3 separate regions of the Homo sapiens genome follow, and regions 1 and 2 are each linked to region 3. Evidence: chromatin loops called from intact Hi-C (ENCODE). Cell type or tissue: gastrocnemius medialis. All regions are shown on one strand. Each heading gives the region's core, and the rest is flanking DNA. Links, peaks and the distances in the headings are about the cores only.

The links. Hi-C counts contacts between places; a loop is a spot of excess contacts. Peaks named below come from ENCODE experiments on the same cell type or tissue, not always from the same donor. Only the 100,000 strongest peaks of a DNase experiment are listed, where the experiment ranks them.
Region 1: it touches region 3 in a loop (2.4-fold over the local background); 1 of 110 quality-filtered maps calls a loop at or near these places.
Region 2: a loop joins it to region 3, with 9 times the contacts of the local background. A loop is called at or near these places in 1 of 110 quality-filtered maps.

Annotation. Positions count from the first base shown.
Region 1 is chr13:110,027,718-110,035,540 of GRCh38, reverse strand. It overlaps LINC03082 (long intergenic non-protein coding RNA 3082), which reads left to right. Exons shown (of 3, transcript NR_187462.1): 3 at 1-287. Among named protein-coding and RNA genes, the nearest start is that of LINC00396, 22 kb to the left of the region's middle. In gastrocnemius medialis, for the core only: no CTCF peak of the experiment used is centred there; a DNase peak (open chromatin) is centred at 4,930.
Region 2 is chr13:109,855,639-109,863,461 of GRCh38, reverse strand. No RefSeq gene overlaps it. Among named protein-coding and RNA genes, the nearest start is that of IRS2, 73 kb to the right of the region's middle. RefSeq lists an enhancer at 4,671-5,870. In gastrocnemius medialis, for the core only: no CTCF peak of the experiment used is centred there; a DNase peak (open chromatin) is centred at 3,751; H3K27ac peaks cover 1,569 bases.
Region 3 is chr13:109,914,010-109,921,832 of GRCh38, reverse strand. It overlaps the pseudogene RN7SKP10. Among named protein-coding and RNA genes, the nearest start is that of IRS2, 130 kb to the right of the region's middle. In gastrocnemius medialis, for the core only: no CTCF peak of the experiment used is centred there; a DNase peak (open chromatin) is centred at 3,422; H3K27ac peaks cover 1,761 bases.

The DNA.
Region 1 (7,823 bases), core at 1,821-6,820, 110 kb before region 3:
AAGCTGCTGGCCAATTTAGTTCTTAGTGAGGACTCTCTTCCTGGCTTGTAGATGGCTGCCTTCTCACTGCATCCTCAGAGAGAGAGAGAGAGAGGGCTCTTGTGTCTCTTCCTTTCTCATAAAGCGTCAGCTCTCTTGTATTAGGGTCCCACCCATAATTACCCCCTTATATGCCCCATCTACAAATAGAGTCACATTGTGGGTTAGAGCTTGGCAGTGAATAATTATGGAGGTTATTGTTGGCTTTAGAATTTCGTGGTAGAAACAATAAATTGCCTTTGTGTTTACGTTTTATTTTATTTTTTTAACATTAACATGTATTTGCAACAATGAAAACAGCAGGTGAATACATTCTGGGTAGGGGAAAAAGTTAGAGGAGTGCTATCCAGAAGTTATATTTCCTAGGAATATGGGGAATAAAACATTCAATATTGGTGGTTCTAATAGATGAATTAAATTTAATTTGATGTGGAGTGGCCATGTCCCCTGTCTCGGGATGCCGTGTGAAGCCTGGCTCTTGTGACAGCTGTTTAGATTTGCTGAAAGATGTTTTAAGTGTCCTAGGAAAGAGGTTTCCATTCATTCTAGAACTGATAGTTTTCTCTTAAAGTGTTAATTTACATTTTAATGTTGATGTGGTATCCATCTCAGGTTAATGTTTGGCACTAGGTAATTGAATTTTTAAAAATCTCATTTTATTTTCTGTCTGCTTTTGGGAGAGAGAAGTGGTTAGGTTTTTATTACAGGAAGGATTTTTCTCTTTCTCTATTATAATACCTGAAAGCAAATATATATAAGCTATACATGAAGTCATTACAATTCTTTTTTCTCATTTTATTTTCACTTTTGGGAAAGATTGCTGCCAATATTTGTGAGATCTCTTTTCAGTTCTATCTTTTACTTCTGCATGTCCGTTATCTTAGCCATGCAATGTTTAGTTTGAGGCAGTTTCACCCAAGGGACATACCTTAGAATAGACTCTCATGGCCAGTAATGAATGACTGATGGAGGGAACAGCAGTTTATAGGTTTTTTGTTGTTTTTAAGGAGAAAAATTAACACCCTTCATCAAACCTCCTCTTTCTTCCTTCTCTCCTCCCCTCCATCTCACCCTGCCTCCCCTTGGGATCTTACTCCTGTGATTAGTTTGGGTTCCACACAAAGAAAGATTTATTACTTTAATGTCTTTGTGATTTAGTTTTATGTGATCTTCCTAGGGACACCAGGGAGTACACGCTCCCCTTTCTGAATATGTTGTAAGCTCCTTTGAGGCAAAAATGAATGTTCCTGTGTTACAAGAACAGAGCAGCCCTTATCATCTTCTCGAATCTTATCTTTCTGAGTTAAACATTTGGCATCAGTGACGAAGTAAGACCAGACATTGAGGATGAGACGTCAAATCCAAGTTTGTAGAAAACACACAGTTGATGCATCTCACATCTCTCAAATTCTTCTCTGTGGACTCTATGCTTACTGTTCCTGAAGATGTTCACCAAATGGGACCAAACCTCCAAAAAAGGAGAATTTTAATTTCTTCTTACCCTACTTAGATGCTGGATTGCATAATGTGGTTGTAATCTTTAACTATTTTTTTAAAAAATATTTGAGATTAAAAAATACTTAGAGGGGCAATAGTTAGGGCAGGGGAGTGTTCAGTCCCTTTATGAAGATGTTTTTTGGCTGGGCTAGCACCTCGGCCTTGTGTTGAAGGAGTGAGAAGTAACTTGTACCACCGGCCACAGCTCTAGCTTGTGTTGGAAGTTTTGCAGAGTTGTTGATCCTCTGCCAAGTAGACCAGTGATTCCACCTAAATGGGTAAGTTGGTTTTATCATCCATTATTCCACGGAGGTGTATATTGGCTCAGGTTGAAATGTTGTTGATATCCACTTTGCACTCTGAGCAAGCCCGCCACATTCATGATTGGATTGATTGGTGTCTCACAAGAACTCCAGAGACACACCATCTCTCCTGTTTGGCAGGTGATGAACCTGAGGCTCAAAATGAACAAGTGACTTCCCAAGGCCAATGATAAGCACTAGACCATTAATTTCTTCTTTAGATGTCAAGTCCTTTCCATTCTGCACTGGCACAGACATCTCAAGTTGAGGCCTATAAGCAAACACCTATGTCCTAACCAAAAGACTAGGATTCCCAAAGAAATTATACAAGATGATTTAAATTTCCTGGACCTTTCCTTTTATGGTGTGCCTATCAGTTAGGATTCTTTACAAATAACAGATAACCCAAATCAAAATGCTTAAGCAAAAAACATGATTTTTTAAAAATCTCATGTAGCTGAAAGTACAGAGTAGGGCAGATATCAGAGTTGATTGATTCAGAGGCCAGATGATGTCATCAAGACCTGCATTCTGCAGTCACGCTTCGTCTGAAAGCTGGGTCCCTTGTTTTCTGGGAAGAATTCAGGACAATTCGCAGACGGAGAGCATTTTCCCAAGCAACAATTTTGAGAGGAACCCTGATCAGATGGTTTATGTAAAACGACCAGATGCTGTGGCCAGGGAAGGAAAGATGCTGCCCTGGTCACCCCTGGCATCATGTAGTGTCAGCCTTCCCCATAGCCCATGGAGCAGGGGAGGATAATGGGATAAAAATCCACATGGCCTCTTTAAGGAGAAGCGGGTGGGAAGGTGAACACTGGATAGTAAACTAATAACGGCCATCCGGTGTTCACATGCTACAGACATCAAAGCCTAATTCTCTTCGTTTTCAGATAGAATCTTCAACTCGGAGGCACCAGTCTCTCTCACTTGAGGAAAGAATGCGAAGGAAGGAATGGCCTGACTTCCTCATGTGTGCCCTGTTTCTCGGTAGGCACCATGTGGGGGCTGCCACACATGTGCCGAAGCTTTGGGAACGTTCCGTTTAAATACCAATTTCGATGCCAATGCCTAACATGGAGCACAAATATCCAGGTACCTCTCTGATTTCTTCTCTTATGCTTCAAACTCTTTGAGAACAGAAATTTTTCTCATTTGTGTTTGTATCATCTGTAGTATTTAGCAATGCCTTGCCTATAGTAGGTAGGTGCTTAATGACTATTGTATTCCATTAGGGCCTATTCAGTGATGGTTTAAGTTTAGAAAAGAGTTTCCCTTGCATTCAGTTTGCCAGTTTTTGATCAGCATCATTAAAGGAGAACTAGCTTTACCTCTTTAATAATTTGTTTAATTCTAAATCAGTAAAATTTTTGTGGTATGCTGACGACATGGCCTAAGCTATTGCAGGAGGTTGAGATATTCAAGGTGATAGAAAAATATCTAAGACCAAATTCCTGTCCTGAAGAAGCTCACATAGTTGTGGGAGCCATAGATAAGAAAGAAGCATTTACGAAGCACATCAAAAGTGTCTCAGAAGAGCTGTATACTTGGCCATGGGGGCAGCAGGTAAGAAGAGGAGGGAAGGGAAGAGGAGGGGAGGGAAGAGTAAGAGAGGGGAGGGAAAAGGAGGGAAGGGGAGCAGAGGAGAAGACTCCCGTAAATCACAATATCCAAATTTGGCAACTATTTTGTTCTGATTTTATTGGTTCTTCACCCAAAACATATTGCCTAAGACACCCCTTGATTCAACCTTCCTCCCTCTTAATTTCCAGAAATATGAAGTTGTCAGTAAGGTCAGCCAAAAATCACGTTTGACATGTGGTGGAAATTCTGGGTGTCCTTTGTAGATGAAACTCATATAAGCAAAAATTCTAGTGGCATTTTGGTGGGAGAAGGAAGAAAGGGAAGAGTGAGGTTAAGGAAATATTTCCAAACGTATTAATTGAACGTGTACAGGTATAACAACACCTCCAACACTGTCCTCTTCTAGTCTGACTCCTGGGGGGAAAGGGGGAGTGAGACTAGAAAGGGTTGTCAGGGTGGAACACAGGGCTGGAAGTTGGAAGGCATCCCTGGGTGCTCACCTTTCAGCTCCCGCTCAAGCATCCCCTCAGCCTGCACACCTCCAGGACTTGCTGCTTTCTGTGCTGTTCTCAACACCAGGGTCCTTTCCTCCAGAAGTGGGACCTCTTAAGTGTGAGAAAAGAACTTGTTCTTTTAAGATGGTACCTGAATGACTTTTGAAATTTAATTAGAACCTGTAGTTTTTCAAAGCCTCCTGTTATAGACCGAATGGTACCCTCCTACATTCATATACCGAAGCCCTGACCCTGGCGTGGCTGCATTTGGAGATAGGGTCTCTAAGGAGGTGATTGAGGTTAAATGAAACCATAAGAATGGAGCTCCAATCCAGTAGTGCTGGTGTCCTTGCAAAGAAGAGGAAGAGGCATCAGAGATGCACAAGCATGGAGAAAAGGCCATGTGAGGACACAGCAAGAAGGTGGCTGTCTGCAAACCTGGAAGAGTGTCCTCACTAGAAGCCATCCATGCTAGCACCTTGAACTCCAGAACCATGAGAAAATAAATTTCTGTTTTTAAGCCACCCAATCTGTGGTATTCTGTTACGGCAGCCCAAGTAGACTAGTATACCATGCAAATAGACCACCATCATACACTCTAGCATCAACGGGCACAGGGGGATTCCCTCAGCTCTCCATGTTGGGGCATTTCCTAGTAGTTTGGAAGGTGCTTTCTATGGGATAATTCATACTCATATTCCTAACAATGACTTTTAATTTGTTTTTAAAAGTGCTGATTAGCCTATGATATATTACAGATGGCTAGGCTGCCATGTTTGTATGTGCAGCTGTTTCTTGAATTGACACTTCTACGTTTTCCTACAGCCAAGTGTATTCATTACAACATTCACGGTCAACAATAGTCCATTAAGCAACACACTTCTGACTGTGGGCAGTGGCTTTTGGAGTTATCACTAATTGTGAAACTCCAGAAAGGACAGGGCTAATGTCTTTGGATAATGAAGGTCACCTTCTAATGACACATGAGCCTCTCTGGCCAGTCCCGTGTCTGGTCTGGCCCCCAGCTTACTGACTTGTAAGGATGGTTTGCACTTCGGTTTCGTCTTTCAGTTCCGGGGTTGTGCACCTGTTGCTTGCTCAGGAAGTTTTGTGTGATAATTTGTGGCCCAACTGCTGACTTCCGTGCCCATCACCAATGGCTATGGCCAGCACACTCCTGGTCCAAAGTGGTAGGAAACTTGGTCCAAAGTGGTAGGGGAAGCTTGAGGATTTAGTTTATCTTTCTTTCTAGAGAAGGCTACTTGCATATTAGGGAGTACCGACACTCTGGTGTGAATAAACAGACACCAAACTGAACTCTTTAGAGCACTGCTGGGGCTATTTACTCTACTTAAATAATTTTGTAAAACTAGGCTTGTTAAAATGGACACTAAAATAAAAACCCCTTGAGTTTCTTTGATAAGGAGAGTATCCTGACCAAAGCACCCTTTTCAAGTCTAACCACCTGGTAGATGCAGGAACATCCTTGTAGATTCAGCATCTTTTCCACTGTGTGTGGTTACAGCCATGGAGAAAAAGTTACATCCCTGTACTTCCACTGATTTTTTTCTTTAATAATACTTTCCGTGTTTTAGGATGTTAGATATCAGAGATTTCACAAGCTCTGACTGTAATAGGAGAATGCATAATGTGAATTATGCACTGCAGAGGTGAGTACACAAGTTGGCTAATGATAGGTTACATGGCTTGCAATTTGGGAGCCAGAAGCAAGTCAGCCCAGGGGATCCCTGTGGTGTGGAGCAGCTCTGTGTCTTGACTATGGTCATGGGTGTACAAATATAGATGTGATGAAGCTGTATAGAATTAATACGCATACACACACACACACAGAGTACAAGTAAACCTGGGGAAATCTGCATAAGACAGGTGGATTGTCTCAATATTAGCATCCTTGTTGTAATATTGTACTATGGTTTTGAAAGAAGCTAACATTGGGGTAAAATGAATAAAAAGTACATGGGCTCTGTCCCTATTATTTGTTACAACTGCATGTGAATCCATGTTTATTTCCATAAAAATTTTAATTTATGAAAGTTAGATTTACCTCCTAAATATAATTTTAAAATCTCTAGATGTTACCAAAACAGTGGGCGAAATATTATCTGATAAAGCACAAAAGTGCAATCGCTCTCTTAATTACTTTAACTGTGGATAATGTTTTCCAGACTGTTCTACGGATGGGCATGAAAAATCAATTAACATGCACTCCTGTTAGGCTGAAAGATGGTATCCCTATCCCATGGAAGTCTTGGGGCAGATAAGTGAAGACATTTGAACATTTAGAACTATGCTGCTGAAACAATTTCAAATTTTTTCTGATTATAAACATGAAATCAACCATAAAGAAGAAAAAATCTATTATCCCAAGATTCAGAGATGACCATGGTTAACACTTTATTATAGTTTCATCAGTCTTTTTCTCTTTTCAAATATATATTTACTTATAATAAGTGTTTCCCCGTTTTCTAGGAAACCCTCATAAACGTTTCCACGGCTTTCTGAAGCACATTCAAAGTGTGGTTGCACAAGTCTGGTACTCTCACAGTGCACATCTGTGTGGCTGTCAGGCTGGTGTCCATGCTGATGGGCTGGCATGTGTTCCAACTGGACATGCCATGCTTTATGAAATACAGCTAGGAATTATTTTGAATATCACCCCTGGATTGTACTATTTGGATTAACCATCTCTTTGATGTTGGGTAGGAAAGTTGTTTCGAAGTTTTCATTATGATAAACCATGCTGTAATGGAAATATTTTTGCCTAATGCCTTTTCTGAATTTTAGGTTATTTATTTAGGATAGATTCCCAGGAGTAGAATTAATGGATAAAAATGTATGACTGTTTTTCAGGCTTTTAATATGCATTGCCATATTTCTTTCCAAAAAGGGTGCAGTCTTCAGACATACAGACTGTGCAGGGGTTTCCAACAGTAGGCAAGCTCTCTCTCCTCTTTGTCTCAACTTTTCTGACGTTATAGCTAAAATTTGATACATACCTCGTTGCTTTAATGTGAAATGAGGTCAGGTATTTTCTTAAATGTTTGTTAATGACATTTGTGTTTTTCTTGCTTATGAATTGCTTACGTATATACTTTGTGTATTCATTGGGACAGGGGCCAAATCACGCCACACTAATGTTACTTGTCATGAATATTTGGATATTAATGGCTTTCTTTATTGAGAACTTTAGTACTTTGTAATACTTAAAAGTGTGAGAGACTGGGGACATTCAATTCTTTTTTGTAAACTTAACTGTCATCTTCTTGCTATTTCCATGTTGCATTTAGAATACAGATACCCCTTGACTTACAGTGAGGTTAAAATCTGATAAACCCATCATAAGTGGAAAACACTGTGAGTCAAAAATGCATTTAATACATCTAATCTAACCACCATCTCATAATCTAGCTTACTTTAAACATGCTCAGAACACTTACAATAGCCTACAGTTGGGCAAAATCATCTCACACAAAGCCTGCTTTGCTTGACTATCTCATGTGACGTATTGAATACTGTGCATTATGTCAAAGTTGCGATGGTTTCGTGCCATTGTGAAGTTGAAAAATTGTAAATCAAACCATCATGAGTCAAAGGCTGTCTGTGCAGTGAGGAGAGTGAGGTTTGATGTGAAGCCCAAACTACGGGCAGTGAAGGAGTAAGCGTGTATGTGGTGTTATCCAAGTCCAGGCTGCCATCTCAGTGCCCCAATCCTGGCTGATGCAAGGACACACTTTAAGAGAATAAAATCCACTTTCCGAATCCCCAACCCACCTGTCTGTACCCTGCTTACTCCTTTCTGGGCCCTCATCCTCTCCCCTCTCTCCTCTCCACAAAGAGCACATTGAGAATATGCACTCTCAGACCCCATTGCCTATAAGATGTGGAG
Region 2 (7,823 bases), core at 1,821-6,820, 59 kb after region 3:
TTCGAATGGCTCCAGAAAATGGGCATGATAAATTCCAAACATATTATCATGGCATGGATGCCCCACGGCCAAGCCTTAGCCTAGGTCCTTAGCCTTAGCTTCTACCTCAACTCCTGATGCACTCTGTGGCCCAGCTAGACCTCGCCACCAGATGTTTAGCATAATGCATTCACTCTCAGGACTTTATTTTATTCCACCAGCAGGGAAGGCTTATGCCGCCTAATCAAAGCTTGTTCATTCTTTAGGTTTCAGCTCCATCTTAGACCCTTCTCTGAAATTTTCCCCGAGCCCCTTCCTGGTCCCACGTTTGTTCTTCCTCTGAGATCTTATCCCAGTTAGTTCCTGCCAGTCCAGTTTCTTTTGCGTATGCAGCATCTTCTATCTGTCTCTATCTGCCCCACAAGAATGCCAGCTCCTGGAATACAGAACCCTGCTAGAGCTCTTTCTGTATCCCTACCAGGATTTCACATTGAACTTTGCAGACTCACCTCATAAGTGAATGCAGAATTGAATCCCCTAGGATCTGTTACGGTTCATAATAACTTGTAAAGTACATGTACTTCTCAGAACCAGTTTTTCGAGTGGAATGAGTCATATGAGGGTCAGGATATATCAGTGTGATATTTTGTAAGTAAGTCTAAAGCAGGAAGCATTAAGAAAGAAGTAGCTCAGAGCAAGGGATAAACAAGATTAAGTAGAAAGGGAAGTATGGGTCACCTTCCAACTCAGAAGATTAGAATTTCCACTTTCCATGTATTAAAAATAAATCTATGATCTGAAATCAAAGGTTGTGGTCAAAGCTCTCCCCTTCCTTGGAAAGCCTCTTGAAGGTCAGCACTTCAGAGTTTGCCTCTGTAGCCCCGAATTCAAATAGATCAGCTGCAAGCTTGAGATGCTCAAGATGGGAGCTATGGAATTGCGTGATAGATATTATAACCAAGAGGCAGGTTAGACATTTCTCTCTATTACACTTCATGTCCCTAACCCTTTCTGGGAAGAAAGAGAAAATGCTTCTATTGTGCACTGAAATTTAGTGGACTTCTCATCCGCTCAGCTGCCAGGCTAGAGACCTTGCCTTGAGGTTCTACCCGGCACATCGCTTGTTATCTTTTTTCTCTGCCAACAATTGCTATTATTTCTTCCTCTGAAGTTGACCTCAAATTAGACATTTCCTCTCCATTCTGTCACCTCTAATCTCCTCCTGCCCGTATTGTTTCCTGGCTGGCATTCTTGCCATTCATGTATCTCCCCTCAAAGCCACCCTCAATATTTTTGCAGCTATCTTCCTCAAACAAGGTTTAACCAGGTCACTCTGTTCTGAAGATTGCATCATGGATTCATAGTGCCTCAGCAACCATGTTCCATTTTCTCTGCCTAATTTTCAATCCATTCCTAACTTGGGCCCACCAGTTGTATGCAATTCTATTTCCTTCTTCTTTCTACAATGCAAAATTTAGTTCAGAGGTAGCATAACATTGCGGTTAAAAAAGCATTTATTTGGCTTTATGACCTATAAGCTATGACCCCTGAATAACTTCTATGTGCCTCAGTTTCCTGATAGGTTAAAGTAGGTGTAATCATATTCACCTTACATAGTTGTGGTAAATAGTAAATGATTCAATATACATAAAATGCTTAGAATGGTACTACTCCTAGTCAAAGCTGTAGGTACAGAGAAACAGATAATTATTAAGATGAAGTATATCTGCTTTCCTTTTTCAGCCCTGAACTTGCTCATACCTCTCCTTTTTATTTATTTATTTATTTTTACACAGAGTCTCACTCTGTCCCCAGGCTGGAGTGCAGTGGCGTGATCTTGGCTCACTGGAACCTCCACCTCCCAGGTTCAAGCAATTCTGCCTCAGCCTCCCAAGTAGCTGGGACTACAGGCGCATGCCACCACACCCAGCTAATTTTTGTATTTTTAGTAGAGATGGTGTTTCACCATATTGGCCAGGCTGGTCTCGAACTCCTGACCTCATGATCCATCCTCCTCAGCTTCCCAAAGTGCTGGGATTACAGGTGTGAGCCACCATGCCTGGCCCATACCTCCCCTTTTTATAGCAGTATCTAAACTCTGTAGCCTTTCAAGACTGTAACACATCCCACATCACTGACAAAAATTTAGCTCTTCTCTTCTCTGGACTCTTCCATCTTGTCCTTAACATCTGTTCTTCATAGACAGCCCCTCCAGCAAAATTTTTGGAGTAGGTTATGTTGAAATCCTCAGCTAAAATGTAATCTTCATTCATTCATTTGTTAACTTATTTTCTCAACAAACATCTCTTGAGAACATGTGCATGGTTTATGACCTTTCACTCAATAAATGTATCCTTGGTTGACCTGTAATCTGTACCTTTATAATATGAAAATAAACTTTTAACAAATGTATTGTTTCCTTTAATTTCTGCAACATTCATTGAGCTCCTATCTTTGCATTAGAAATGCAAAGATAAAACAAGAGTCCATGCCCTCAAAGAGCTCAGAGTCTAGCAGGAGATTCAAACTTACAAACTCATCATTTTAGTATCACAATATCAGAGCTTACATTCTATTATATTCTGGAAATGTTTGCATTGTTCCCATTCTGATAAAATTTCCTTCATATATATATATATAATATAAATGTATATATGTATATGTATGTACATATATATTCATATACATCATATATATATATTCCTTGCCACCTTTGTGGTGGGCAGAATAATGGACCCCAGGGATTCTGAGCCGATTCTGTCTCTGGGACATGTGATTAAGTTATGTCTCATGGCAAGGGGAATTAAGGCTGCCAATGGAGCTGAAGTTGCTTATCAGCTGATCTTGAGATAGGAGCCTCCTTCAGTGGGAGCTGGAGAGAACCACCCCACAAGTCCAAGTTCCTATCTCAAGATAGCCTTCGTTGCTCATCAGCTGATCTATAAAGACCTATAAGGGCCTTTATAAGTGAAAGGGGCAGGCAGGAGGGTCAGTGTTAGAGGGAGGCTGTGAATGGCTAAGCAGCCACTGCTGACTATGATGATGGCACCTGGCCATGAGCTGAGGAATGAGGACTTGCAATACCTTGATTTTAGCCCAGTGAGACCCCTTTTGGACTCTGACCTGCAGAATTGTAAGACACCTGTAGTAAATAGCAGCAATAAGAAACTGATATATCCTTAAAATGCAAGGTAGCAATTATCCCGGATGTCAGCATTGGTTCAGGCTAAATTAGATAAAGGGTTTCAAAAGCTTTACACTTATTAAAGTGAGAGAAAAAAATGCCATTTTAAACAGGCAAAGAATTGCGCAGTTATTGTGGTTGATCTAGGTCCATAATCCTGTAGACTTCCTTCCCCTCAGCTGAGCTGTTCAGGCATTCTCTATAGCTCTGACCACAAATCTGATTTCAGCCCGGGAGGTGGGAAGGAGCCTACCCAAGTTCACCTGCTTCTATTCCTGCTTGGAACACTCCTCCCAGTGTAGTTAAGAGTTACAGATTTATTTGGGTGGACAAGCCTCTGTCTTTCCCTCAAGTAAAATAACTAGGTCCTATGTTGTTTGCTGCTCCTGAACTATTTTGTATCTGAATTCCAGTCCTCTAAGCCTTTCTTTTCATGCAGTCCTTCCAAGGAATGCAACTCTGAGTCCAGACTTTTCACCCTTCTGCAAAATCCTCTTGACACCAGACACCTGACCATGGGATTTCCGAATGTGCCAGCTCCCAGGACCTCAGGCTGTCTTGCTAGGATGCCACCTGCTAACTTTAGTGTCGTGACGTGTTAGTCAAGCCCAATGCCATTCAGGTGCTGTCACTAGGCTCCGTGATCTTCCTGACTGTTCACATTTCCAGCTGCCCCTGCAGCTCAGGACAAGCTTAGTCAATTAGCATTTCCTTGCCCCACAAAGCCGACTCCATACTTTGCCCAGTCTTCAAGATCCAAATTTTTTTTCTCAGCAGCTGCCCCCCACCATCTCAGGGAGAAGGCAGTAGCTCTTGCACTTTGCAGTCTTTCACTGCCTTAAAGTGTCACCTCCCAGCTGATCTCTATGTACCCATCTCCCCGCCGCCCCACAGACTCCACCACAACTGCACCTAGACTCCCCTGACCCTCCTGCCTCCACCACTCACAACACCTGGGACTTTGCCATGTATCCGCACTTGTTTTCTTAAGGGAGAGAAATGTTTCTATATGCTTTATTCTTACTATTTTTTATTGTGATAAAGCACATATAACATAAAATTTGCAATTTTAACCATTTTGAAATCTACCATTCAGTGACATTAACGACATTCACGATGTTGTACACCCATCACCACCATCCCTCTCCAGAACTTCATCTTCCCAGATGGAAACTCTGTCCCCGTGAAACACTCCCCATTCCCCTCCCCCAGCCCATGGCAAACATCATTCTGCCTTCTCTCTCTGTGATGGTGACAGGTCTAGCAACTGCCATAAGGAGAATCACACAGAATTTGTCTGTGTTTGGCTTAGTTCACTAAGGATAATGTCTTTAAGGTTCATCCATGTCATACCCTGTGTCAGAATTTTATTTCTTTTTAAAGATGAATGATATTTCTTTGTTTGTCTATACCACATTTTGTGTATCTTTATTTATTTATTTTTTTTTTTGAGGCATAGTTGTGCTCTTTCACAGAGGCTGGAGTGTAGTGGTGCAATCTTGGCTCACTGCAACCTCCACCTCCTCGATTCAAGCGATTCTCCTGCCTCAACCTCCTGAGTAGCTGGGATTACAGTTGCGTGCCACCAAGCCCGGCTAATTTTTATATTTTTAGTAGAGACGGGGTTTCGCCATATTGGCCAGGCTGGTCTTGAACTTCTGACTTCAAGTAATCCACCTGAGTCGGCCTCCCAAAGTGCTGGGATTACAGGTATGAGCCACCACGCCCAGCCTTGTGTATCTATGTATTTATTGATGAACACTTATGAGTAATACCCTTGAACACGTGTATAGAGGTATCTGAGTCATTGCTTTCAATTCCTTTAGGTACATTTCCAGAAGTGGGTTAACTGGGTCATATGGCAATTCTACTTTCAGCTTTCAGGGGAACTGCCATGCTGTTTTCCACAGTGGCTGGACTATTGTACAATACATTTCCACCAGCAACGCTTGAGGGTTCCAATTTCCCCACATCCTGGCCAATGCTTCTTTTCTGTGTTCTTGTGTGTAGCTATCCTGGGCTGTGTGGTCCTTGTCCTTTCCTCACTTCTTCTCTGGCTCTTTTCCCGCAAGCTGCAAAACATGCAGATGTGTCCTCAGGTCTTAGAGCAAATTTTCTTTGGACAGGATTTTCACATGGATGTGTTTTGCTCTCAACTTTAACCCCAAATTCTTTTTTTTTTTTTTTTGCAGGAGACTAGAGTTTTAATGTTATGCAAATCAGTCTCCCCGAACATTCCATTCGAGGATCAGAGAGTTTAAGGACAGCTTGGTGGGCCGGGGGAAGCTGATGAGCCGGGAGTGCTGATTGCTCAGGTCAGAGATGAAATCATAGAGAGTTGAAGCTGTCTTCTTGTACCGAGTCAGTTCCTGGATGGGGGCCACAAGATCATATGAGCCAGTTTATCCATCTGGGTGGTGCCAGCTGATCCACCAAATTCAGCGTCTGCGAAATATATGAAGCTAAGCTCAAATTCTTAAAAGTAGTCCAAAGTCATTTGCCTTAGTCAATACCTCAGATTCTCTCCTTAATCTAACAAAATACGACATGTATAGCTGCTACATTCATGAAGCTTCGGGTTTCCAATTCTCTTTTTCCACCCTCATCCAACACAATTCCCTCTGGCCCTACCACTCCCAGTTCGGCTTGCATACTGGTGTCGTCAGCATCACCTGGGAGCTTGTGGGAGGTAGGCTCATCAGCCCTCCCCAGACATACGTAATCAGGATCTGCAGGGGCACAGGTCCCCACGTGGTTCCCTAGGCTCAGCTCTGCAGGGTTATAACCCATTGACATCCCCTCTTCCTTGAGACAATCTTGTCCCTGGGCACATCCCAAGCTGCTCTCTTGGGATGCATCTCCTGCCTCCCTGGAGGTTGCTTCTTGGCATCTTTGCTTGCCTGCCTCTTTGACCTCTCTCCCTTGACTTCAGAATCTTCCTGGGTTCTGTTCTTAGCCCCTCCTTTCAGAAACCCAACCCGTTCTTCCAGCATCATCTCATTCATTCATGTGACTTCCATAACTACTTATACAACTATTGGTCATGAAACTATCTCCAGCTCAGAGCTGTCTCTTGAACTCTAGGCCTATAATTTTATTTACCAGCCTGACCTCTCTAGCCTTATCTCCCCACTGAGTCTAGGAATCCCAGCACAGCAAAATCAAATGCCCCCAAGCTCTTCAGCTTCTACTTCTTAAGGAGACACCATCATCTTCCTGCTTACCCTGAGGTCCAATGCTAATTCCTGCTTACTTCTCTATTACAGTTAGGGACCAAAACCTGTTGATTCTATTTGCAAACACTCTATCTCAGAATGCCAGAAAACTCCAAAACATTCCTCTCTCCCAGACCTATGCTGCACAGTTTCAGAGGGTCTCTCCTGGGAATCTCCCCTACAAGCAGTTTTTCTCACAATCTCCTTCCCTCTGGGATCTGCATGGCACTGCTGTGGTGCAGCAATTCATCTTCTGTTACCTCTGCAATAGCCTTTAACTAAATTCTCACCTCTAGTCTCAGACCACTGCTACCTGTTATTTTTCAAAAATATGTATAGTCCTCTAATTCCTTTTCTTAAAAACATGCAATGTCTCCCCATTACCTATAAATGAAGGTCCACAGTCCTAAGGAATACACTCGTGGTCTTTTATGATCTGTTTAGAGTCTGTCCATTTTCTTAGCCTTGTCTTCCAGGTCTGTGTTCTAGACCATGTTTCTCAACCCTGGATGTCCGCCAGGATCACCTGTGGAGATTAAGAAACCAAGGCATCTCTGCCCAAGACTGGCCTAAACCATGAACTCTGCGAGTGGGATCCCAGCATTGGTAGCATAATAATTAGAGGACGAACAGATAAGCATTGCTGAGTTTCAAGTGCATATCCCCTCCTATGGCCTCCTGGAAGATGCCATCTTTAATCTCTACCCTATGACATAGAGCCATCTCTATTTAGGAGGAAAAAAAAAAGAAAGAAAAAGAGAGAAGGAACACTTTTCCCCTTGCAAAGGCAGCCTTTCTTGTAATATCCATAATGGATTTCACTTTCATTCTAATTTAGTAAAGATGAAAGCAAATGTAAGAAGTCCAGTAAAATATGATCTTCCAGGAATTAAGGCATGCCAGGGGACGCATTAACTTAATTGGTCTATATTAATAGAATGAAGGAAAATAACATTGTGATCTTCAGGGTGGACGATAAAAGCATATTTGTTGTCTAGCTGTAAGAGAAAATAATAAAGTCGTGTGTGTGAGGGTGTGTGTGGGGGCCGGGGGCCTGGAGGGGTTTAGACTTGTATTCTCTTCTTTAACTTTGCCTGTAAAGACTGACTTTACAGATTCTCCAATTTCAAAGAGTCCTCAGTGTGAATAAGATTTAATGAATATTCTGAATGGTGATGAAGATCATTTAAAAAATTCCAAGCAACTCAAAAGGAAAATAAAGGGGGTTTAGTCCCATATTTAGCCTCATCTTTATTTTGCCAAGATGCCATATTGAATTTTCCATCATATTCTCTATGAATCTTTCTGATTTGACCCTTTCAAATAGTAAAATATATTACTTTTAGTATTATCATCTTGAAAGACTGCTATCCCTTCCCAGTAAACCAGCAGTTAGCTAAAACAAACAAACAAACAAAAACAAAACAGCGTTTCTTAGCCTTTCA
Region 3 (7,823 bases), core at 1,484-6,483:
TCAGATTAGGATCCTGCAAATGTTGGGCTTCACAACCCCCAACTAATTCTCAGTCAGTTTTTCCGGTACCCAAGTAAACTGATCAGTCCTTAATTCCTGGGATTATTATTTTTAAACATAGTGATATATTCAGCTACAAGGTATTCACTTTCCGTGTGTCCTTTTGGGAGACTCCAATGTGTAGGCCTGACATGGTTAAATTTCGGTTATTAAAAGTCAGTACAGGCTGGGCGCAGTGGCTCACGCCTGTAATCTCAAAACTTTGGGAATCTGACGCAGGTGGATCACCTGAAGTCAGGAGTTTGAGACCAGCCTGACTAATATGGTGAAACCCTGTCTCTACTAAAAATACAAAAATCAACTGGGTGTGGTGGCATGTACCTGTAGTCCTAGCCACCTGGGAGGCTGAGACAGGAGAATTGCTTGAACCCAGGAGGCAGAGGTTGCAGTGAGCCAAGATCGTGCCACTGCACTCCAGCCTGGGTGACAGACTGAGACTCCATCTCCCCCGCCCAAAAAAAAAAAAAAGTCAGTACAAACTAACTTCTAAAATGAATGTATTGTTAGTGAGTTTGGTTACTAGGTACAAATACATTGGTAGGAAGATAAGAGAATCCAGATTTGAGTGTACCTTCCTCTTTTAAGCATCAAGTCCATAGTTTGTTCTTCCCATTTCCTGACGGTAAGACACTCCTCTAGGCAGCAGAGCATCCTTTTGTGGCCCAAATACTAATTAATTTATGATTAGTACACAAAGCATGTTTCCTACTCAGCTTTTTCTAATCCTCCAAAATAATGTCCTGGGCGTTACTGAAACACTTTGGAACTGAACTGAGAAAACCATTCATTCATCCCTGTGAAACTATGTCCCATGTAGCCAACTGGACAGGCCAAGTTTCCAGCTGTGGGTGATGGACACCTGGCTGCGGAACATGAGGCAAGGGCTCTAAGGCTGTCCTAGTGCCAGAAAGTGTTTCCTTCGTTCACCTAAGACTTTCCCCAAAGATGCATTCCTCTGAGTTACAAAGGCTTTTATTGAAATGTGGGTTTAACAAGAAAGCCAGCACCTTACCCTGTTTGGGTTGGGAGCTCTCTGAAGGCAAGATCACCAAGCTGGGGGTGGAGCACATGGCGTGGGGACAGCCCCTGCCAGCATCAGGCAGAAAAACCTGGGCACCAAAAGAAAGGGGGTATGACATCTATGGCATTGAGGACTATAGCCTGAAGTGTCACATTCTTAGTGGCACAAATCCAGTATCTTAAAACCCATAGAAAGAGCAAACGCATCTTTACTGAATTCCTCCAAGGGCGGTTCCTCGGATGTGTGTCTCCCAAGGTGTCATTTGTCTTCTACCATGATGAGCCCAGCACCAGAGAAAGTGGAAGAACTCAGGCTATCATCGTTCTCAAGATTTTGATAAACCCAACTTCACATTCATTAGTTAATTAACTGAACACATTCATTAAGTACATTGTATACCAATCCCTACATGAAAATTAAAGGGGAAGAGTTTCCGTCTTCTCCTTCCCTACATCAACCTGAAAGCAAGAAGCAAACTTAATTCATTTCATTCTTGGTTATCACATTCTGTCACACAAAAATTCTGGCAAAGGGTGAAAATAATGTGTCTGTGATCTCAGTTCATCGGAATGTGATGGACTGGGATAAAATTACTCAAAGCAACTATACTTAAAGAGCTGCATGGCACATCTACTCACTGAGTTTGAAGCATGGGCTATTGCTCTCAATGGAAAATAAGTGAGAGACCATTTTCTTTCTGCTGATGCAATGTTGGTATTGGAAAGGAGGTCATGACAATAAACTCAGAGAGGATCAGCTCCTGCAATGTGGTTCTGAGAGGCAGGATGTCACAGCCACACAGGAGTGGCAGCATTAGCTTGGGTCTCATCCCTTTCGTGGCAAAGGTCCTTCTCCCGTCCAAAGGGCAGTTTGTGTCACAGTCTTTTGGGAAACCTCACTGAGAGAGATGCTGGTTGGTTCAAGGGTTTAGACTTGGTGATTTGGCCTTTAATTCTTTCTTTTGCTATGGTTTTGTTTTCACTGTCCTTGTGAGCTCTATGTTTGTGTATATGAGGCAGCAACTGTCTCCATCAAAATCTCTCTCTTAATATAGATCATTTTCCTTTCCTCGGCACTATCTGGCCAAATAACAAGGCAGTGCCATGAACACTTGCGTTTCTCAATTTTTTTTTTTTTTTTTAGTTTATTTTGAGATGGAGTCTTGCTCTGTCACCCAGGCTGGAGTGCAGTGGTGCAATCTCAACTAAATGCAACCTCCGTCTCCTGGGTTCAAACGATTTTACTGCCTCAGCCTCCTGAGTAGCTGAGATTACCACGTGCCTGGCTAATTTTTGTATTTTTAGTAGAGACAGGGTTTCACCATATTGACCAGGCTGGTTTTGAACTCCTACCTCAGGTGATCCACCCACCTTGGCCTCCCAGAGTGCTGGGATTACAGTTGTGAACCACCATGTCTGGACTGCGTTTCTCTTTTTGACTTGTGTGTCAGGTTCTTCATGCTGTAGCTAGATTACTGAATGTGTAGGCAAATAATTTCTTATGAAATCGACTTACGTTTTAAGTACAAATGAGTAGCTCACATTTTAAGAGAGACCGTGGTGGAGCCTTTGAAATTCATGTTTGCCTTTTTCTAGTTTTATGTATTTTTGAAACAGGAAGTTTAATACACTTGGTTCTCTGACATTGGGGTATAACCTACAGCACTTCCGTCTTACGTTTATGCAAGTACAGCATGAATTACAAGTCCAAGCATAAGATATTTGAGGGAACAGTATAAGAAAATGACTAACAGAACTCCCAAATATCCCATCAGAGCAACACCAATGCCCTAACTTAGAAATTCCCTAATTTAGCAATAAAAACACTGCCTGACTGAGGTTTTGTTTTCACTATGAACTAGGTGATAAGCCAAGCCCAAGGCCTCTGACACTGCAGATAAACTTGTGCTTTGACTTTCTCTGTGCAGTAGGCGTGGAGTAAGTAAGAACCTCTTCCCACTTCTATCAGGGGTACTGCAGGCATTGCTCTGAGAATTTGGACCCGACCACATTAATATTCCCAATCCACATCAGGAATGTAAATTCCATTCCTTCCGGGGTATTTTAAAGATCACACTTCTAAGTCATAAAGCCGTCTGCACCAGTGTCTTGTGAATAATTGGGTTGGTTTAGAATCTGTTTATGAACAACTGCAGCCAGGATGTGAGCATCACAGCAATCACCCATGGTGTCCACAGGCAGCGGGGGAGACAGAGCCCCTCCCAAGAGCATGATGTGTCACTCTGAGCCTGAGTGAAGAGGGTGGCTCTGAGGAAAATGCAGACTCAGATGATGGGCCGCCACCAGGGAACAGGGAGGCGTGGCGGCCAGTTGCCACACTGGAGTCAGCTGTAGGCATGATGAAAAGACACGGCGCTGGGGATTATGTGTGAGCTAACTAACTCCCAGTGAGATAGAGGGTAGCTCAGCTTCTACTGGATGTTCCAGTAGGAGGCTTACTTCCTGGCAAGCCTGGTAGAGTTTCAGGGCACAGCCGAGCCAGGACCTGGCACATCCCAAGGGGCAGAGCTGGCCTTGAAGAAGTCAGGCACTCAGAGGAGGAGGCAGTTGGCCAGTTGGTCATGCCCAATTTCTTCTTCTTGTGCACTACTTTTTGGAGTGGAAACAATTCTTCTCTGTGGCCTTTTATTACGCTGGCCTTTGCCATTGTGAAAAAAATATTTTTTATAGACAGGCCACAAAGAGGCCTGACATTTCTACTAAACAGAATGTTGAAAGCCACAAAGATTACTAATAGCTATCAGTGGATAGATCATAGATTATAAAATAAGTTGCACAGTGTGATTTTAATTTATTTGTGCAGTATTTTTATAAGAAGTATTTCTCTTAAAATTGATCTAAGAAATAAAAATTAGAGAAACAAAACCAACAAAGATTACAAACCCTTAAAGGGAAATCAAATTTGCTAAAAATCTAGTCAAAATGAAAATTATCAAATAGGCCAGTCCTAGCATTGAAAAGAAATATATATGTATGTAATTTCTGAATTTTCCAGTATTTTTCTCCACCCTCCCATATGTGCTATGTAACTAAAATCCACTCGAATGCAATCTCCTTTCTGCACTTGTTTATACCCTCTAGATAAGACACAAGTTGACAAAAGAATGGGGAAATAAAATATTTTAATAGCATTCCAGTTGGTTAAATTATTGAGTTAGCTCCTCTCCTTCTGTAACATATTTTGGAATGACTTCAAATTTTATGAATGAAAAGTCCTTGTAGTTTTTCTCTTTAGGGCATGAGTTCTTTAAAAATAAGCACTGTGTCTTACTCATTTTGGTAACACTAGCAGTAGTGCATTTTACCTGGCACATAGAAGGAACTTAACCACTGTTGAATAGAGAATTATTGCACTGGTTTTTAGTTTCTCTGCATTGTTGAGTAGTATGTGGATAGCCTTCCAGTGTAAGAGCATTGCTCATCCTGATCAAGAGAACTGGGATACACCCATTGCAGAGGTTTGGGACCCTGCTGCAGTGAATCCCAAAACCAGATTTTGGGGACTGTTATTTATACTGTAAACTGCAGCTACTCTTTCTGAAGCTGGTAAATTTTACTACTACATTGCAGGGGCCAAACATCTGAACCTGGAATCAATATTTCTGGGTTTCCTTAAGCAGGAAAAGAATGGGATTCAGATAAGAAAGACCTCTGGATCTTTTGATAAACACATTATCAGTTATCACGATTTATCCTAGCTATTATTTACATTTATATGCTAATATTTATGTTATTTATAAATATGCTTATTAGCCAAGTGTCAGAAAATATCTAGCCAGAAAAGTCATATTTTTTATGGGTTTACGTAAGGAAATATAAAAGTTAAAGGCAAGTAGGCTGTGTGTGGTGGCTCATGCCTGGAATCCCAGCACTTTGGGAGGCTGAGGCGGGCAGATCACGAGGTCAGGAGATTGAGACCATCCTGGCTAACACGGTGAAAACCCATCTCTACTAAAAATACAAAAAATCAGCCAGGCTTGGTGGCAGGCGGGCACCTGTGGTCCCAGCTACCGGAAGGCTGAGGCAGGAGAATGGCGTGAACCCGGGAGGCGGAGCTTGTAGTGAGCCTAGATCGTGCCACTGCACTCCAGCCTGGGCGACAGAGTGAGACTCCTTCTCAAAAAAAAAAAAAAAAAAAAAATTTAAAGGCAAGTAGTGCGGGTGAGGAACTGGTAACCATTTTGCCTTGTGAGTGCCGCCAGCTGACCTTCCATGATGTCTGCATCTCTGTGCCTGAAGGTTTTCTTCTGTGATCAAAACAGCTGCTTTGACCCTAGGCTAGGTAATCACTTCCCTACTACCACCGTGAAGCAATGATGCTAAACCCCAGTGACACACCAGTTCCATTGTCCCTCAGGTGTAGTCACTCTGAAGCCTGGGACTTGCATTGTTTCCCAGAGTTTCCATGGGGAGCAAAGGCTCAGTTACCCATGGTGGTGAAGGACGTAAGAACATGCCTCTTTGGACTCCTTCCCCTCCAGTCCCCTTCCTGTGCCACTTCCCCACTTTCCTGCAGAATTGGGGCACCTGTCCAATAGCCCCTTGCATCTAGACTATTGTCTCAGCATCTGATTCCAGGGGAACCCAAACTAAACAAGTGATCAGGGAAAACCCCTGCTTCAGATCACTGAATGCCCACTGAAAAATGTGAGTGGAGGATGCCCCGTGAGGTATAAGAAGGAGGACCATAAACCCCAGGCCGAGAACTCGTGGACCAGCTGTGTGCGCAGAGACGGGCTTTTCCAAAAAGACAGACAAACCATCAAGTAAGAATGTGGTGCAGGGGCTCAGAAGAGCCCTAAACCTTCTATGCCTTCTGTCCTCTCTGGTAAATATTGCCATAACTGGCTTATCAAATCCAGACATCGTACCTAAGAGGTGTGAGTGTAACATACAAGAAGGAGCAGCATTTGGGGCATAATAGTGTCTTCTTTCCAGAATTTCTCAGTGAAGCATTCTTTCATTCCCCAAGACAGAGTTAACTGTTGCTTTCTCTGTTTCTCTAGAACCCTGCTCACTTGATATATCAGCTTCCTAGGGCTGCTGTAACAAAGCACCACAAACTAAGTGGCTTACACAACTGAAACCATTTTCTCATAGTCCTGGAGGCCAGAAGTTCAACATCAAGGTGTTGGCAGGGTTCGTTCCTACTGAGCACCATAAGGGAAGGATTAGTTCCAGGCCTCTCTTCTGTGCTGGTAGATTTCAAGTCTCTTCCTGAAGCTTCAATTCTCCCTGAGGCTTCAATTCTCTTCCTCTATGAATATCTCTGTGTTCAAATTTCCCCTTTTTCTAAGGACATTAGTCATATTGGATTAGGGCTCACCCTCACGACTTCATTTAAACTTGATTACCTCTGTAAAGACCCTCTCTTCAAATAAGATCAGATTCCGGGTACTGAGAGCTTGTTTGGAGGTTCTAGCGGGGGAACGCAGCTACTCGTAAACCCTTGACCAAAGACTGGTCTTCCTCTATCGCGGATGGTTTTCCTCTTTGACCGAGCGTGCAGCTTTGGGAGGGACGCACATGGAGGGGTGACGGAGGAAAGGGATACCCGCCTGGCCAGCCAGATCAGCCGATGCAACCCTAGCGATCAGTGGGGAGACAGATGTCACAGCGAGATCTCCCTCACATCCAGATTCTGGGTACTGAGAGTGAGGACTTTCACATATGAATGTGGAGGAACACAGTCCACTCACAGAACACCACCATGAACCACTGTGTTGCCGTCATTCTCTTTCCCTTCCCCAGCACACTATGTGCCCCTCAGATTTGGTCTCTTTGCCTCTGGCATAGCTGTTGGAATATTTTTCTTTTTACTAAATTTTATTTTACTTTGGTATGAAAATCTACCCTCTGGACAAATGTTTAAGCATCCAATACGGTATTGCTCATTATAAGCACAATGTCGTAAATAGCAGATCTCTAGAGCTTTTTCATCCTGCATAACTGAGACTTCATGCCCGTTGACCAGTAACTCTTCATTTACCCTGACCCTCAGCCCATGGTCACCAGCAACCCGCTCTTCGGTTCTAGGAGTCTTACTGTTTTTGGTTCTTCATATGAGTGGAATCTTGCAGTATTTGTCTTCCTGTGACTGACTTATTTCACTTGGCATAATGTCCTCAAGGTTCATCTGTGTTGTTGCATATCCCCACATTTCTTTCTTTTTTAAGACTGAATAGTATTCTACTGTATGCATATGCTACATTTTCTTTCTTCATTGATTTGTCAGTGGACAGGTTCTCAGGTTGTTTCCACATCTTGGCTATGGTGCATAGTGCTGCAACGAACACAGGAGTGCTAATATCTCTTTGAGATCCTAATTTCAATTCTTTTGGATAAATAACAGCCAGAAATAGATTGCTGAGTCATTTGTGGTTCAATTTTTAATTTTCTGAGGGACCTCCATTCTGCTTTCTGTAACAGCTGTGCCATTTTGCATTCCCAGCAACTGTGTGCAAGGGTTCCAGTTTCTCCACATCCCTGCCAAAACATGTCTTTTTAAAAAAATAACAGCCATTCTGACAGGTGTGAGATGATACCTCATTGTGGCTTTTATTTACACTTTCCATATAATTGGTGACATTGAGCAGCTTTTCATACACCCGCCAGCCATTTGTATGTCCTCTTCGGAGAAATATCTTTTAAACACTCAGAATAAGTGAAAGAGTGAATAAAAAGTAGGTGTTCCATAGATATCATTGAATGAATGAACTGTT